Linked DNA regions of Homo sapiens: region 2 is linked to region 1. A link is a contact called in ENCODE Hi-C or POLR2A ChIA-PET data. All regions are on one chromosome and are shown on one strand. Each heading gives the region's core, a stretch centred on a gene start or an enhancer-like site at or near the end of the contact. The rest is flanking DNA. Distances are from core to core; before and after follow the strand shown. Region 1 has its middle 150 kb from the start of MIR4693. Region 2 has its middle 76 kb from the start of MIR4693.

Region 1 (3,821 bases), core at 508-3,007:
TACTTCTTTTGATGCATTTATTATTTTCGATGCTACTGTAAGTAGATTTTCTTGATATTTCATTTTCAGAATGATCATTGCTATTGTACAGAAATCCCTGTATCCTGCAACTTTGCTGAACTTGATTACCAGCTTTCCTAATTTTTTTGTGGATTCATTAAGATTTTCTACAAATAAGATTATGGCAAATACAGATAGCTTTGCTTCTTCCTTTCTAATCTGAGTGCTTTTTTGTTGTGGTAAAAAACACATAACATGAGATCTACTCTCTTAACAAATTTTTAAGTGTACAATATACATTGTTAACCATAAACACAATGTTGTACAGCAGATGTCTGAGTCCAGCTAAATAATTGGTATTCCAGAATCCACCAGCAGGTCGCATAATGAAAATTCTCACGAATGAGGCTTTGAAGGTGCTCCAACCTCATTCTGCCCTCTCCACTGACTGCCAGGCTGCCGGTTTTCATCATGATTGTAGGATGTTGGCTTTTAAGCTCCCATGGAGCTGAGAGGGAAAGGTGGAAATATGTTGAGTTTAAATGCCACAAAGCATGCTGTTCTTATTAGTATTCTGCTCTATTTTTTCAATGAAATCTCTCTGGCTTGCAGAAAGCCTTTTGTTAATTTCCAGTGTAGATTCTTAGAATTTTTGTCATGTTTTTCCATTGCTTTTATGGAGGAGAAAAGTTTCAGAGGACCTCACTCGGCCTTTCCCTCCTTCTTTCCCTCCCTCCCTCCCTCCTTCCCTCCCTCCTTCCCTCCTTCCCTCCTTCCCTCCCTTCCCTCCTTCCCTCCCTTCCTTCCTTCCTTCCTTCCTTCCTTCCTTCCTTCCTTCCTTCCTTCCTTCCTTCCTTCTTTTTTTGGAGACAGAGTCTCCTTACGTTGCCCAGGCTGGCTTTGAACTGCTTGTGCTCCTGAGTAGCTGGGACTACAGGTATGTGCTATGGTACCCAGTTTTTCACTCTGCCATTTTTATTGATATCATCCCACTAGCTTAACTTCTTTGTAAATACTCATTCTGAGTTCCAAGTAACCATTTTACAAATGTACTTTTGGATATTTTTCTTTGTCTTTTGGAGAGGGCCTAAATTAATCTCTCTCTCACCACTTCCAATAATACAGAGCTAGGCCACAGTCACAGAAGTTACCCCCGCCCCACCCCACCCTATGCTATGTAATTTGAGAGATGTGACAGGTTCTGCCACCTTCAGATCTCTTTCATACCAGCTTACCTCCGTTGAACTTCCTCCCACTAGAATCACTAAATGGTGAAAGCACAAAGATCTGGGCACTATCTGGGCTCCAGTTAAACATTCATGATACCAAGAAGCATTGCTAAAAATACTCCTGCCTTATGAGATGATAGATGCAGGAGGGAATAACACATAGCATGTCCAAGCCTTGGGTAGCCCCAGTGGTGAGGAGACAGAATAGAGGTAGCAGGGTGAGATGGAAAAACAGTGTATTAGTCTTGCAATTAAAAAACCTAATCTCAAATCTACCCCACATGGCTTTGTAATCTTAATTAAATTGCATATCTAATTTAGTTTCAGTTTTTAATTGGTAAAATGAATAAAATAATTCTTACCATGTGGAGTTGTCATGAGGATGAAATACATAAAGTGTTGACTGGTATAATACCTGGCATAGAGGAGATGAATCTAGAGATGCAGATCTGATGAGTTAATAGGTGCATAGTGGGCAGACTGAGGACATGGACGCCTCTGTGACTAAGGAAAGACTGCAGTCCTGGAATGTGAGCTTTCTGTTGGCCAGAACTTTGCCTTCTAGTTCATGGCTGAATCACAGTGTCTAATGCAGGACTGTCACACACAGTAAATGCCTTATAAAATACTTGGCTATTCTTTTTGTTTCTTAAACCTCCAGAAAACAAGATTTCACAACCTCCATCAGTAATCATTTAGGCATTTAATAACCCTGCTGGGGAACATTTCTTGACAGCTTTCTAACTCCCTTTTGTTGCAGCTAGAAACCATTTCAGCTTAACTCAATTCTCAGTGCAGCATTTCAGCTCCTGTTGTACTTGAAAGTAGCACTTCTTCTGTCTTAGCTGTTGTTAATTTTGAGTCCCTTTAATAATTAATATCATATCTTACTCCAGCCAAGCTGAGAGACAGGCTCTTCTGCCTCTCCTCTGGCTTTTTAATTGGCACCTTGTGCACTGCAAACTACAGTGCAAATGAGTTAAATATCATTCTCTGGCTGACATTTTCTTGTTGTCAAAATTCAGCAAGCTCACCCTTAGGAATGTTCCAGTAAGAACTGCAGAAATGGCTCTGACTGAAGGGATGCAAATGTTTCCATGATTTTTTTTCCCCCAAATGTCTTTGCAATTGCACGTTCACATAGCTACCATGCAGACAAGGGTAGGAGACACTGATTTCCCAGTGAAAAGATTGAGGTTTATTATTTGATGTTGTAAATCGTTGAGATTGCACATTTACACATCAGGCCAAGTTCTTGGCTAGCCTTCTCAGAACTGTGGCAAATGATGATAAAAATTAAGTCTGCGAGGATCAGCAGAACATTTATTTAGTATTAACCTGAGTACCTGGTCCAGCCATGCCACCTCCTGGAAGCAGAGTTGGGTGAAGAATGAATGAATGCATTGAGGGAAATCGTAGCAATTGTATGTCAACAACGAAATGCCATAGATGTAACCAAGAAGAATGTAGAGTATTAGAAGTAGAGAAAAAAGGTTTGGAAGCAGAAACCTGAATGTGTGTGTGTGTGTGTGTGTGTGTGTGTGTGTGTGTGTGTGTACGTCTATCCATTACACAAAATTTCATCACCTGTATGCTGAGAGATCTAGGTGGCTGCTCAGAAGATGGTAAACGTTAAAGCTGAGTGCATACTTACATAAAATGTTTACAAATTTGTTTGAATGTAATCTCACCTTTAGTTTTAAAAAATCATAGTTTAGGTGATGGTCTTGATTAAACATGTGTTTTCAAAATAGAAAGATGTAGATTTTTTTCTTGTGGTCTGAGCTAAAAGTAAATAACAACTAGCCACTTAGGCTAATGATTCACATGTAACATAGGACCTGTCTTAAAGAAAGTATCTACAGAATACATATTTTTGATTAAACTGTATATTATGCAGCACATAAATTATTCCTGTGATGATTACCTATACAAAATTGAAAGGAATATGCTCCCACTGATGCCTCCTCCCCAAGAAAAGAACTGAATGAAATGTTTACCCTAAAATTGAAAGAAAAAATTAATTTTCCTATAGGTAAAATATTATAAGTAGAAAAACCTACAGACTTTGTGAGTTAAGGAAAACCTACTTTTACATTCATGTACTCACAGCATATATATTTTCTTAGAAGTCATTCTTGGCATCTGTATCAGTAATTTTGCTGTGAACAACACATGACTCCAAAACCTTTCAGTCCTAAGCATTCTTTTCTCTCATCATAAGTGCCACTGGTTGCAGGTCCATGTGCCTTTGTGTATTGAGGATTGAGACTGAAGGAGCAGTCCCTATTGGAGACATGCTATTTTGTGGCCGATAGCAACAGGGAGAGAGCTTCTAGTGCCTCTTGAACCTTCTGCTCAGAATTGGTGTATGTATGTTACATCCACTTCCATTCCTTTGTCCAAAGGGTGTCATATGTTTAAGTCCAAAGTCAATGAGGCAGCAACATATACCGCTCCCATGTCAGGAATAGTAAGTCTCAGGGCTGGGGGTATGGCTTAGGATTGCCAGATAAAATGCTGGACCTCCAGCTGAATTTGAATTTCAGTAACCAACAAATGAGTTTTTAGTATAAGTATGCCCCAAATATT
Region 2 (3,821 bases), core at 639-3,138, 73 kb after region 1:
ACATAACAAAAGAGGCCAATAATCAAATATACACATAACTATATAAAATTTGAAAGGATGACAAATGCAATGGAGAAAACTGAAGGAGAGATAGAGGGAGGCGAAGGCCATGGGAGATTTTAGAGGTAAGAGAAGGTGCCTGAGTATAAAGCAACTCCAAATAGAACTCGACTCCAAGTAAAAGATGATGTTTCTATTTTCCCAGTTAGAATAACCACTCCCTTCAAAAGTTGTCTTTGGCTAATTCATACTATTTAATTTAGTTTAACACATATCTTTAAAATCACATATTACATAAACTAATATAAATATAAAAGTATACCTTTAAAATAAATTACATTAAATTTACCATTTTCTTCACTATGTCCATGTCTGTTTTTTAAATTTTACAGAATCAAAAAATTTAATGTATAGTAGCAATATTAATCATCATTACAGATTTGGCTTGAGAAGTATTTCTCAAAATCTGTAAAGACCTGAATGTAAAGTGAATTTTTTTATTTTTCTAAAATATGATTTGGGATAATAGCTAACTAAATGAACGAATGAATGAACCAATCAACCAATCAATCAATCAGTCCTTACCATGTTCAGACTCATGCAATGCTCATCCAGGAGAGTGGAAAAGCACTTACTGGCAGAGCAGAGGAGGAGGCCAGGTAGCAGAGAGCGCAAGCATTCCCCTTCAGATGTCAGAATACATAAAGGAGATAGAATGTTATCATTTCTATTCTATCTATTCATTTTCTTTACTTAAAAGATCAAGAAGCAGAGAGAGAGAAATGGGAGGTAGGGAGAGAATTTAAAAATACATTGGAAAGCCCAGGCGTGGTAACTCACGCCTGTAATCCCAGCACTTTCGGGAAGTCGAGGTGGATGGATCGCTTGAGTCCAGGAGTTTGAGACCTGCCGGGACAACATGATGAAACCCCATCTCTACAAAAAATACAAAAATTAGACAGGCACAGTGGCATGCGTCTGCAGTCCCAGCTACCTGGGAGGGTGTGGTGGGAGGATTGCTTGAGCCTGGGAGGTCACGGCTGCAGTAAGCCATATTCGTGCCACTGCACACCAGCCTGGGTGAAAAAGTGAGACCCTGTCTCAAAAAAAAAAATGCATTGGAAAACTTAAAAATGTACAAGGAAGTTGACATATATTTCCTTTAACTCTTTTCCCGTTTAGAAAAAAAGTGCAGCTCACTGCCGGCGCACACTTAATTTTACATGAACACGCTCGTTGAGGCTGAAGCAAATCTGACTGATTTTCAATGTGAAAATAAAATATTGTTCTTGGAGTTACTTTTAAACAGAACTAACATAAGAATCATCTGAATCATCAGAATCATCTATTTCAGAAAAATTGGATTCATCACATGAATCTTCAGCCAACAACTGTTCGAGAACAATGTTGACATCACATGTAGGAATGCTATGTTCTCCAGGATTTGACATTTTTAGTGATAGAGAACCACTATGTTTTGTAAGAGGAAGCACCCACTACTAAAAACAGAATGCTATAAATAGAAGGATGTCTTTTGTTTCCAAAGTCAATATACTAGAGGGATGAGAAAATAGTAACAAAAGCAAGATATTTTGTGGCAAAGTTATCTGGAAGCAAATGATGAAGCCTCAAGCACTGCCAGTGAGTATTCGCAGGGCAAGTGGGAAAGGGGTTTTAAGCCATTTTTCTATTTTTTCTCTTTTTTCCCTAAATCAACTTTGAATGCTACTTTTTAACTTAACATTTAAAAAATATGTTATTTTTAGTGGCTGCATAGTTTTTCATCTTATCATTTATTTATTTATTTATTTATTTATTAAAACAGAGTCTCATTCTGTCACCCAGGTTGGAGTGCAGCCGCCATCTCCGGTCACTGCAACCTCTGCCTCCCCGGTTCAAGTGGTTGGCCTGCCTCAGCCTCCGCAGTAGCTGGGATTCCAGGCACCGGCCACCACGCTCGACTGATTTTTTTATTTGTTTGTTTGTTTTTTGAGACAGAGTCTCGCTCTGTGACCCAGGCTGGAGAGCAGTGACGCGATCTCAGCTCACTGCAACCTCTGCCTCCTGGGTTCAAGCAGTTCTCCTGTCTCAGCCTGCGGAGTAGCTGGGACTACAGGGACCTGCCGCCACGCCTGGCTAATTTTTGTATTTTTAGTAGAGATAGGGTTTCACCACATTGGTCAGGCTGGCCTTGAACTCCTGACCTCAGGTTATCCACCCACCTCGGCTTCCCAAAGTGCTGGGGTTACAGGCGTGAGCCACCTCTCACTGACATTCGATAACATTCTATATCTTGTATGTATTCTGACATCTGAAAGGGAAAGGAAAGCTGTGAATAATGCTTCCAAGGACCGCTACTGTGTGGGACCCGTATATTTCCTTTACAGAGGTGCTGTGACAATGAAGAAATGTACATATATGCCTTTATGGTGTGATATGGTCCAGCTGTGTCTCCACTCAAATCTCATCTTGAATTGTAGCTCCCATAATTCCCACATGTGGGAGGGACCTGGTGGGAGATAATTGAATCATGGGGGTGGTTTTCCCCACACTGTTCTCCTGAATAAGTCTCATGAGATACAATGGTTTTATAAGGGGTTTCCCCTCTTGCTTGGCTCTTGTTCTGTCTTGCCTGCTGCCATGTAAGACATGCTTTTTGCCTTCTGCCATTATTGTGAGGCTTCCCCAGCCATGTGGAACTGTGAGCTCATTAAACCACTTTTTCTTTATAAATTACCCAGTCTGGGTCATGTCTTTATTAGCAGCGTGAGAACAAACTAATACATGGTGTCTGGCTCACAGTTGGTTCTCCATACTTGGTAGCTAGGATCACAGGAGGTTGTGTGGCAGACAGAAAAGAGTAGGCCCTTAAGGGGCCACCAGAGCTTGGCTCAAACCCAACGCTACTTCTGCTTGTCACATGATCTTGGTCAATTTAGTTAACTTCTCTGCTTTTTGTGAAAATTACATGGCACCTATGTAGAGTGGGCACTTAGTCAATGATAGCTATTATTATTGTCATTATTTTAAAAAATGATGACTATACTGATAATTATTTTAAAGTACAAACACCAAACATGGTTTCTGTTCTTGGGCAGAGTATGTGGGGGGGGACATGGGGAGGAAGAGGTACCAGGAGGAGATTGGTGAATAAACTTCAAATGCCCAGTTGTACCTTGTGTAGAAATAGGCCACAGAGGGAGAGAAGAAAACAAATACTTTCACTCCGCCATTTTTATCTGAGAAGATTGCAGTTATTCTTCAGAGAAGATAAAGAGCTGGGAGAATTTGAGTTGGGGGATAGGGCCCAAGATAGGGATGGAATAGGCCAGGAAACCAGAGTAACAGGCATGGAGGGTTAGAAGAGGGGAAGCAGAAATGTGCCCATTTTCCCTCTCTGTTCACCCAAGACCTGTGGTCTGTGGTCTCCTTCCTGATGAAACAATTGCCTTATTAATTTCCAGGTTCTGTTTGGTGGAGGCGGCAGCCAGCAATATTGGTTTGTTTTATATTTATAGACGTCATCAATCCTTTGATGCCTTTAATCTTTGCTGGGCAATGCAATTCTTTCTGTTATTTCTCATGAAAGGCTAAAAAAAAAGCTAACTAAATTATGCCAACCCCTATGTAGGAAAGAGGCTGACATTTTACAAGCAGCAATAATTTTACCACATTACTACTGGGCAATAATCCTTTTTAGGAGCGGATATTTATATTTGTCTAATCAGGGAGATGGTGTTACACTCCATTGACTGATATGTTAAAATTACCTACAATTTCTCCCTTTTCTACACAGAAATATAAGTACTAGATTAAGCCAG

Evidence for each region. Hi-C counts contacts between places; a loop is a spot of excess contacts on that map. ChIA-PET counts read pairs that join two places held with the same protein, here RNA polymerase II (POLR2A). Pooled maps may share reads with other maps.
Region 2: a map of ascending aorta shows a loop between it and region 1 (5-fold over the local background). The contact joins two enhancer-like sites. A Hi-C loop is called at or near these places in 3 of 168 maps with a recorded cell type or tissue (Right ventricle myocardium inferior, ascending aorta and chondrocyte) and 3 of 50 pooled maps. POLR2A ChIA-PET finds 5 or more read pairs at or near these places in 1 of 52 experiments (OCI-LY7).

Annotation. Positions count from the first base shown.
Region 1 is chr11:103,698,939-103,702,759 of GRCh38, forward strand. No RefSeq gene overlaps it. Among named protein-coding and RNA genes, the nearest start is that of MIR4693, 150 kb to the right of the region's middle. Within about 2 kb of position 1,758, at least 4 of the 41 ENCODE cell types and tissues checked have a DNase peak (open chromatin) inside an H3K27ac peak, as active enhancers do; they include ascending aorta, where a contact is called at or near this core.
Region 2 is chr11:103,771,788-103,775,608 of GRCh38, forward strand. No RefSeq gene overlaps it. Among named protein-coding and RNA genes, the nearest start is that of MIR4693, 76 kb to the right of the region's middle. Within about 2 kb of position 1,889, at least 2 of the 41 ENCODE cell types and tissues checked have a DNase peak (open chromatin) inside an H3K27ac peak, as active enhancers do; they include ascending aorta, where a contact is called at or near this core.